Regions from separate parts of the Homo sapiens genome. Here region 1 is linked to region 2. A link is an interaction called in ENCODE POLR2A ChIA-PET data of the cell type or tissue named here. Cell type or tissue: MCF 10A. All regions are shown on one strand. Region 1 has its middle 15 kb from the start of SPAAR. Region 2 overlaps RECK (reversion inducing cysteine rich protein with kazal motifs).

The links. ChIA-PET counts read pairs that join two places held together with the same protein. Peaks named below come from ENCODE experiments on the same cell type or tissue, not always from the same donor. Only the 100,000 strongest peaks of a DNase experiment are listed, where the experiment ranks them.
Region 1: POLR2A ChIA-PET joins it to region 2 with 5 read pairs; 2 of 35 experiments call an interaction of 5 or more read pairs at or near these places.

The regions. Positions count from the first base shown.
Region 1 is chr9:35,922,273-35,927,272 of GRCh38, forward strand. No RefSeq gene overlaps it. Among named protein-coding and RNA genes, the nearest start is that of SPAAR, 15 kb to the left of the region's middle. RefSeq lists an enhancer at 999-2,198. In MCF 10A, no CTCF peak of the experiment used is centred here; DNase peaks (open chromatin) are centred at 1,749 and 2,159.
Region 2 is chr9:36,072,241-36,077,240 of GRCh38, forward strand. The region is part of intron 6 of RECK (reversion inducing cysteine rich protein with kazal motifs); the gene reads left to right. Among named protein-coding and RNA genes, the nearest start is that of RECK, 38 kb to the left of the region's middle. In MCF 10A, no CTCF peak of the experiment used is centred here; a DNase peak (open chromatin) is centred at 2,831.

The DNA.
Region 1 (5,000 bases), 150 kb before region 2:
TTCAAAATTTGTTATTTTTTTCCGACACTGCTCATAGGACTTGTATAAGTATCCTATGTGTACAAACTTACCAATATTTGTTTTATTTGCAAAAATGACTTACCATTAGAAGCAGACCAGGTCACAAACACACACTTATAACCAGTGTGTGCTGGTAAACTGACTCTCCTGGAGAAAAAAAAAAAAACCCTTATATGTAGGGTTTGCCAAATTCTGAGGGGAGGCATAAATGTTCCCACAATGGTCAATGCCCAGCTACCGAGGGGATGTCACTGAGAGCTGGGAAGAGCAGCATACAACTGGCTCTTCTTGAGCCAGCGCTAGCCCACCACCACCTCTACCCTGGCAACAGCAGTCGGAAGACTGATTAGATGATGGCCTTTTCTCTCCTCTACTCCCCAGTTCCATTCAGAACTTAACTTTCCTATGGGTGCCTCAGTATTTTCTACTCTCGCTTTTGATTTGGTGTCAGTGGATTCCTTTGAACTAGTCACATCTAGTTCAACATGTTGATTGCTAAGCTTTAATTCTCACACAAAAACACTCTTACCAGGTTCCTAGATGTCTTAACTTCTTTTTCTCAGGAATTGGCATTTGGAAAAACAGTATTTCCGAGAAATGCTGGGAAGGAATTCCTGCATAAAAACACAAATCTGGCCGGGCACGGTGGCTCGTGCCTGTATTCCCAGCACTTTGGGAGGCTGAGGCAGGTGGATCATGAGGTCAAGAGATCAAGACCATCCTGGCCAGCATGGTGAAACCCCATCTGTACTAAAAATATAAAAATTAGCTGGGCGTGGTGGTGCGCGCCTGTAGTCCCAGCTACTCGGGAGGCTGAGGCAGGAGAATCACTTGAACCCGGGAGATGGAGGTTGCAGTGAGCCGAGATTGTGCCACTGCACTCCAGCCTGGGCAACAGAGGGAGACTCCATCTCAAACAAAGCAAAACAAAACACAACACAAATCCAGGAAACCCAAGTAAAACCTATTTGCTTGACTGATCGTGATCCTACTGGATACATTCTCCTGGGTCCCAATTTTGGCCACCGCTCATTTTCATTGATCTCATTTTAAGGGGTTTGAGGTATGGAGTCCTTAGGATTTGGTGTTAAGTTTGGTGATTTTTCAGAGAGGCCGCACCAGAGCTGCATCGGTGATCATTTGACTTTATGTCTGACCCTGTGCACAGGGGTCTACTTGTCTCCTAACCTCAGTTTTCCTCTTTTTCCTTATTAGAAAAACAACAATAACATCAACACAGTCCCTCTTGGAACTAGGAATGGCCAGTAGAAGTGGTGTGTGACTTCTGGGAAATGTCCTTAAATAGAGGCGGAATACTCTTCTTTGTTTTTTCTCCTTTATCTGGCCAGAATGTAGATATAATGGCTGGAGCTACAGAAGTCAGATTGGACCAGAGTGGCCTTGGGAGTAGAAGCCCCATTTGGGGGAACAATAAGATAAAAGGGGCCTGGGTTCCTGATACTGTGGGAGCCCATATCAGTCCTATACTGCCTTCTTCCAGGCTTTTATACCAAAGCAAAACAGTCTTATTTAAACCACTATTGATATGTGGTTTTCTATCACTCATAACTGAAACAAATTAAACAGCACACCAGTGCATTGTATTCTGTTACATAGTTTATGGGAGGCCATTGTTTTGGACTAGCCTCCTACACTGGCCCTAGCAGAGCAGATCAAACCAGAGCAGAGTCACCTGTGCTAACTGCCAAGTCATCAAACCGGACTTTGAAATGAGGCAGTTTTCCAAAAACGCAGGAGCTTCCAGTCACCCTGAATCAGCACAATAAAAAGTGCCCTCTGCTTTAACCCTATAAGGAAAGCAACTTTGAAATGACCAATCTGCTTTTTGTTCCCTGTTTCTGCTTTCTTCAGCCCTCTTTTATCCATAAAGCCAAACTTCTCTGCCCACTTCACTGGAATACTCATTCTATTTCGTAGAATGAGGTGTTGCCTGATTCTAGAATCACAAATAAAAGCCAATTTGATCATTACAAATAATTTGTTGTAATTTTGCCTTTGGGAAGTTCCTAGTGAAAGCAAAAGCTACTAGCAAGAATCCTTGAAAGGTTTGTAATGGAGGTGAAAATGAAAGACTGTAGCATTACCCAGTGACTCAGAGAGTGTGGGGGAGGCAGCTGCATCTAGTGATAATGGATGATACATTTGGAATAGAAGAGGCTGTGGTTTCATGCATGCCTGTCTTCCCATCTGCCAAGAAGGCTGATGAATAAGCTTTTATACTCCTCTAAGTTGGTAAAAGAAGTTTTCAGATTTTTAATACTCAAAGGTCTTTTCACAAATGACTATGACCTTTTCTTTTCTTTTCGAGACAGGGTTTCACTCCCGTCGCCCAGGCTGGAATGCAGTGGTGAAATCTCGGCTCACTGCAACCTCTGCCTCCTGGGCTCAAATGATCCTCTCGCCTCAGCCTCCTGAGTAGCTGGGACTACAGGCATGCAGCACTGCGCCCAGCTAAGTTTTGTATTTTTTCTAGAGACGGAATTTTGCCGTGTTGCCTAGGCTGCTCTGGAACTCCTGAGCTCAAGTGATCCACCTGCCTTGGCCTCCTGAAGTGCTGGGATTACAGGTCGGAGCCACTGCGCCTGGCCTCTATGCCTGTGGTCTTTAGTTTGTAGGAACCAGACCACTCAAAGGCTGGAACGTACCTTATTGCTCTGCCAGTGAATGGTTTAGGAACTGGCTGAAGGAGCTGGGGATTCAGTCTAGGAAGAACTTACAGGAGTTGGGATTGGGTTTGAGAGCTGCTTTCACACATCTAAGTAAAAAAGATTTAGCCTTCCTCACAGAGGGCTCTAGGCCAAAACCAGAACCCAAAGGTGGAGGCTGCCAACTTTACCCTAAATTAAAGAGAAACCTCCTACCCATCAGAACTGGATGGAGGTAGCTTTTTGATAGCAACTCTCCACTGCTGGGAATATTTAATCAAAGGATGCAGAAGGAGTCATTAACTGAGCAGCAGTTCCCATATACCAGCCTATGTATTGGTACCTACCTGTCTATAACATTTTCCAGGTCTCAGCCAGGCACGGTGGCTCATGCTTGTAATCCCAGCACTTTGGGAGGCTGAGGTGGAAGGATCTCTTGAGCCCGGGAGTTACCAGCCCGGGCGACACAGGGAGACCCTGTCTCTACAAATAATTTAAAAATTAGCCAGGCATGATGGTGCACACGTGTGTGGTCCCAGCTACTTGGAAGGCTGAGGAGGAGAATCAATTGAGCCCAGGAGGTCGAGGCTGCAGTGAGCTGTGATTGTGCTACTGCACTCCAGCCTGGGTAACAAAGCAAGACCCTGTCTCAAAAAAAAAAAAAAAAAAAAAAAGAGAGAGAGAGAGAAAAAAAGGCAATGTAGTACATTTTAAAAATAAAACTAAATATTTGCAATTTGAAGTACATTCTCTTTATTCCAAGATTATGTTCTTTCTATTTCAGGAGGTGTTATAATGTCTTTTTTTAGTAGTAGGTGGTATTAGCTATTGTTGTTTAACACCCTAATTAGACAACATAAAATCTTGGCAATCCTATATAATTCCATTAAAATTTACACTGGCTATAAGATCTAGAAGTCTGGTAATATGGATGAGATGACACCTGGTTGTCTGAATTGACCTTCCAAGGATTAGTAGTTCATTCGAGTGTCTACTAGATGCCATTTTTGTGTATTTACAGCAACTAGATAATTTCATGGTTCAAATCAGAGAAACCAGTAATGTGATCCACGTGCTTATGGTAACTTAAACTTTATTGACTATTCATTTTTGACACATATAGCTACTTTTTGATAGACATGAATTTTCTATTTGCATTTAAAAACAAAACTAATTTTCAAAGTTCTATTCTCAAAATGGCAATGATGACCTTTCTAAATGCTCTCTTTAAATAATCCTCCAATATTCTCAGAAATTTAGTGTACCTACAGCAAACTATTTCTCTTAGTAAAAGCCTTCTGTGAGCAACTTAACTGTCTGATGTCTTTATCCGTGTGAGCAGGGACTGGGTCCTGTCCTTTTTCTTTTTTTTTTTTGTTTGAGATGGAGTCTCCCTCTGTTGCCAAGCTGGAGTGCAGTGGCATGATTTTGGCTCACTGCAACCTCCACCTCCAGGGTTCAAGTGATTCTCCTGCCTCAGCCTCCCAAAGTAGCTGGGACTACAAGTATGCGCCACCACGCCTGGCTAATTTTTGTATTTTTAGTAGAGACAGGGTTTCACCATGTTGGCCAGGATGGTCTCGATCTCTTGACCTCATGATCCTCCTGCCTCGGCCTCCCAAAGTGCTGAATTACAGGTGTGAGCCACCACGCCTGGCCTGGTCCTGTCCATTTTTACAGAGCAGAGAGCATCTAGCATGCCACCACATTAATGTAATGATAATAATTTCCATTTGTCTAGAGACTTATGCTTTACAAGGCCCTTATAGTTTACTTCCCCTTAATGGTAGTTCAAGTAGCAGAGAATGACCTTTTCATTGTCCTTCTCTGTGATAAGCCAAAGTGAATGTAATGTACATTCTTCATAGTGAAGGCTTTCTACCTCATTCATTTATTCACAAAATATTTATTGAGCATGATTATGTGTTAAGCACTGAACTGTGCTCTGTGCTGCTGGGCACTGTGTGTTAGGTACAAACACGGCAGATGGAGCCCCTTCCCCCATGAAATGAACATTCTAATGGGGCGTTAGTCAATAAACAAATAAATAAATAGATTGTCAGGGGGTAATGAGTGTTATGGGGAAGAATAAAGCAGTGGGAGCTGGGAAGCAATGGGAGGATGTCAATCTTAGGGACATGAGAAGGCACCCTCATGCAGAGACTTGGGCAACGTGAAGGATCGCCACTGTGTGACCAACTGGAGGAAGCACGTTCCAAGTCTTGTGGCAGAAAGGAGCTTGGCTGTTTGAGAATCAGCAGTGATATCAGTGTGGCTGGAGGGAAGGGAAGGTGGGACGAGTGGGTGGGAGAT
Region 2 (5,000 bases):
TTCTTTCAAATTAACTTTGGTTCTAGATTTACTACCAGAAGCATAAAGGAAAAGGGATGAAAAATTAGCCCAATTTAGAGATAAGAGGAGCAGGGATATCAGGACCAACAGGATTCTCTGGACAGCTAGAAGCCTCCTAAGCTTCAGTGTGATTGGATCTGTACTGCAGTGGTTCTAAGAATAGAGGAGACCATCTAGTTGTGGCAGATCACAGCCTAGGCTATGGACAGTTTTGTTCCTTGCCCAGTCAGCTTTTAGGGATTTTAACAAAAGGAATCGTGTGATACTTTGCCCCAGCAAAGCCCTCAGGACCTAAAAGTAAAGCATCTTTTAGTTTATGCTGAGGCAACTTCAAGAATTGCCAGGATATAGTAAATAGAAGACTATGAATGAGAGGCTTTATAAATGGTAAAATGCTGTACCGGTATACTGTATCACAGTAGATTTGAGCCGTTACCTGCAGCTGATGAGCTCCAAAAAGAGCGAAACCTATTAGGTCCTGCAGTACTGGCTTAAGATAGTATTAAACTTTGTATGTTGTTTTGGTTTGTCGTATTTGTTTTGTAGTTGGGGGAAGGGAGTAACTCCTATTTAGTCTCCTTGCTGCTAGTGTATTTCCTTTTCCAGTTCATTCTTCTCAGAAGTCACCTGAACGAGATGATTCCAAAAGGGAATTTGATCAAATCAGATTAGATTGCGACCTGGTCTCATCTTAAGTGGCCAAGGTTTTCCCCTTAAGCAATCTCATCTCCCATAGATTTAATTGTTCTTATATGCTGACAACTTCAGAATCTTCATTGCTAACCTTTTTTTTTTTGAGCTCCTGAACACTATTGGATACATGTACTTTTGATGTTCCCTTGGAACAACAAACAATCAAACCAAAATTGATTGATTTTAAATCAACCAAATTGATTATTACTTTCTCTACCTTTTCTGCCTCCCCTTCCCTCCCTTCCACCCCTAAACAGCAACACACAGACACACACAGACACACACAGACACACACACACACACACACACACACACACACACACATCCATCCCAAAACAAAACTTATGATTTTTCTTGCATTTCTTGTTTGGTTGTACCAATATGATCCTTCCAGGCACATCAACTTAAATGCCTGAGAGGTATTGTCTACTCTTTCCTCTTTCTCATCACCTCCTGCAAATTACTGTCTCTCAAGCCTAAAGAGTTGCCTTCTAAATGTACCTTAAATCAGTCTCCCTTTCAGATCCTCAGGTATTGCCTTAGCTTAGGTCTTTCTGCCACTTTTCTGGATACCTATAATAGCTGCCAAACTAGTTTTCCTGTGTCTAATTTCTCCTCTTATCTACTATATCCACTTCTAGATTAATCTCTTTAAAGACCAAATTTGATCCATGTCACTACCTTCCTTAAACCCTTCAGTTGCTTCCCTGTAGAACACAGCTCATGCTCCTCAGCCCAGTATCCCAAGCTTTTCTCAGTCTAGCTCCTGGTTCTTCTCTCTGTTACATTTAAGCAGCATGCTACTTATAGTTTCCCAGATTGACCCTGTTGTTTTATTTGTTAGTTGTAGTTGTACAAATTGTTTGTTCCACCTGGAATTCCTTCTTCTGAATCTTGGAACAAAAAGTATAGTATATTGGAGCTGGCAATACCAGCTCCCTACCAGCTAGGGAGTACTGCTTGTTAAATATTCAGGGATTTTGCAAGCCAGCTTGTAACTTAAAATCAGCCATGGGTGGAGGTATTTGCAGCGTGAACATCAGCAAATACTGCAAATCCAGATTTTCTCCACAACCACCCCCCACAAAAAAAGCTGGTTCCAGAACATCATTACCTCTATTGAACTAGAGTAACCTTTGCCTTAAATCCTGGTTTAAATGGTACCACTTTAAAGCCTTTCCTGCCCATTCATCTTCTCTCCACACACATAAAATTGATCACTACTTCCAAGCCCTTTGCATGCTTTATTATAGCATTTGTCGCTCTATAGCATAACTATGTTTACATGTCTCTTTTTAAACTAATCCCTGAGTTCCTGGGACAGAGTTCATATAATTATCTTTGTCTCTGTCATTCATTCACTTAACATTCATTGAACTGATACACACTGAACCAATATATTTAATATGTATCAGGCATTGTTCTCAGGGTACAAAAATGAAAGGATTTAGTCTGCAAGAAGCTCATAGTCCATGGGAAGAGAGAAATCCAAATAGTCCATTACAATACAGTGAGACAAGTACATTGCTAGAATGTATTGGAGCCTGGAGGAAAAAACCCTGCCTAGGGAAATGGGGAAGTCTTTCACAGAGCAGGTAAGACTTAAAGGATGAGCAGAAAGCTGTTGCCTGTAACAAAGTGCTACAGTCAGTACTTTTATAGATAGAAAAATTTTATAGACTTTTTCCCACTCTGGAGAACAGAATTATTCAAGGTTCTTTGTAACACAGTATATCAGCTTTACGTGGAAACTCTGTGTAAATGTCTTACACTCTTGGAATGCATGGAGAAAGTGCTCATTTTCTACTGTACTGTGGAGAATGTTTTCATTCTGAGTACTATCTATTATCCCAATAATGTTGTATAGTAAACCATCCCAAAACTCCATAGCTTAAAACAGTAACAATTTATTATTTCTCACAAATCTAAGGGCTTACTAGGCAGTTCTGCTCTGGCCAGGCTTAGCTGATTCCAGCTGGGCACACTCATCTGTCTACAATCAGATGGCAGGTCAGCCTGGGGCTGCCTGCTTTAGGAAGCCCTTGGCTAAGTCAGCTCAGATCTTCTCCATGTTTTCCCCTCCCTTTAGCAGACTAGCTCAGGCATGTTCACGTGGTGGTGGCAGGAGTCCAAGAGAGAAAGTGGAAACATGCAAGTGTAGTTCGGGCAACTGCTTACTCCAAGCTTGCTAGTGTCCACTAGGCCAAAGCAAGGCAAGTCACATGGCTAAGGCCAGAGTTACTGTACAATAAATAGATATAAGGAAATGTGAAAAATTGGGGCCATTACTGTAGTCAGTTCACCACAAGCACATACTCTGTGCTAGGCTGTCTTCTAGACCTTGTGTTTCTCTGCAGATGTTACTTGCCAGTGAATTTGCTTCCAGCTGGTTGGGTGCCCTGTGGTGATAATGAGCAAATTTTTCTGAGCAGTCTAGACCTATAAAGCTCATTTCTGTTTTGAGTGTTCATTTTTATTTGCATATCTGTTGAAATGACACATTATTTGGAAGGCTGAAGAAATTTAATAATCACTTGTTTAGTGATATTTCCAAGTCATGACATTAAACTCCTTACATATTCTAGTCATCTATACTTTTTGACATTCATGGTATCCACAAGGAAAAAACACCTTGTAGAGGTTTAAAAACATTTATGTTTTTAAAGAACAGTTATATTTAACCTCTCCTACTTAGCATTTCATAAGCTGGATTTCTTCTATGAAATGTGAAACTTTAAACTGGAAGAAATTTCAACCCATCTGTGAAAAGGAAACAGATTTTTATTTATTGAGGCCTTAGAAACAAAGTAGCCCCTTTACTTTTAAGTAATAGCATAGTTAAGTAGAAAGTACTGGGCATATAAAACATTAACATAACAGTTAATAAAATGTGCTCTTTTGGGTCTTTGTCCAAAAGTAACTAAATCATCCAAAATTCAAACCTGTAATTTTTTTTTACAAGATTCATATGATCAGTGTTTTGTTGTCATCATCTTTATCATTGATGAAAATGAGAGAGAGCTGGAGTAGTCAGTAGTAAAAGGGCAGTGGACAGAGAAAGGATTGAAACAAGTGGACAAATGGAGGAATGAACCATTTTTTTCAAATCCAAAAGCCAAATCAAATTGGACAGCCAGATATACGTAGCAAGCAAAGGGCAGAGCCAGGGCTAGAACCCGGACTGCCCTACCAGTGCTCTTCCATGACACTGCGTTGTGAGAATAGTCTGGTCTCACTGTATTGCAATGGACTATTTGGATTTCTCTCTTCTGAATGCACCCAAAGCAAGGTTGAATGTTTGTTCATAGATTAATCTATTTAACCAGTTTCCTATTTTAAAAATCAATAGAAAAGGGTCACTGAAGTGGCAGAAAATAAATTGCAGAGCGAACTTCTGGGCTAGAGGTTGGACCAGCAGAGTCTACTTCCCAGGTGCACCCAAAGGGTCTTCCCCACCAAAAGGAAAACCAGTGTGGCATGAAGGATCACATAGGGTTCCCTCAACTTTGATTTACTCTGTTTTTGTGCCAGGTTTGCCCACAGTTCATATGCTCCCAACAGTGGATCAAAGGGCTTGTACTACCTGGAATTCCCTCTTCCTGAATCCATCCTAACACACCCCCACCTAGTAATATATTGGAGCTGACATCTACCAGCTTGGGAGTACTAATTGTCAAATATTCAGGAATTTAATCGCGAGAGTAGGGCAGGGAACTAGTTATTGAGAGCAGCTACCAGAGGAAAGATTTTAGGATCAAAAATAATTTTTTTAGGATCAAAATATTTTTAAGGAAAATAATATTAACCTCAAGAAAATGGTGACCTTTTTTGGTTACAATTTAAGGAGCTGATTTTAAAAATAGGGGACTGGTTAAATAGATTACTCTGTGAACAAACATTCAACCTTGCATTGGCTGCATTGAGAAAAACAACCCAGACTATTCTCAGTGCAGTGTCATGGAAGAGCACTGGCAGGGCAGTCTGGGTTCCAGCCCTGGCTCTGCCCTTTGCTTGCTTATACATATCTGGCTCTCCAACTAGATAGTGACAGCTTTTGGATTTGAAGTTCTCTTGAGACCCTGTCAACTCCAGTATGCTGACATGTTCTTTGCATCTTTGAGGTTATGGTAGATCCTCACCTCAGCACCCCTATAGTTTTGACCTATTCTTGACTAACATGAGTAGGGGAGGGAGAGGGAGCAGTTATATGGGGGCACATTGGGTGTGGTATTGGTAAGCAGGTCAAAAGAGGCTCCATAGGAGTGAATACGAACCCTCAGTTACCT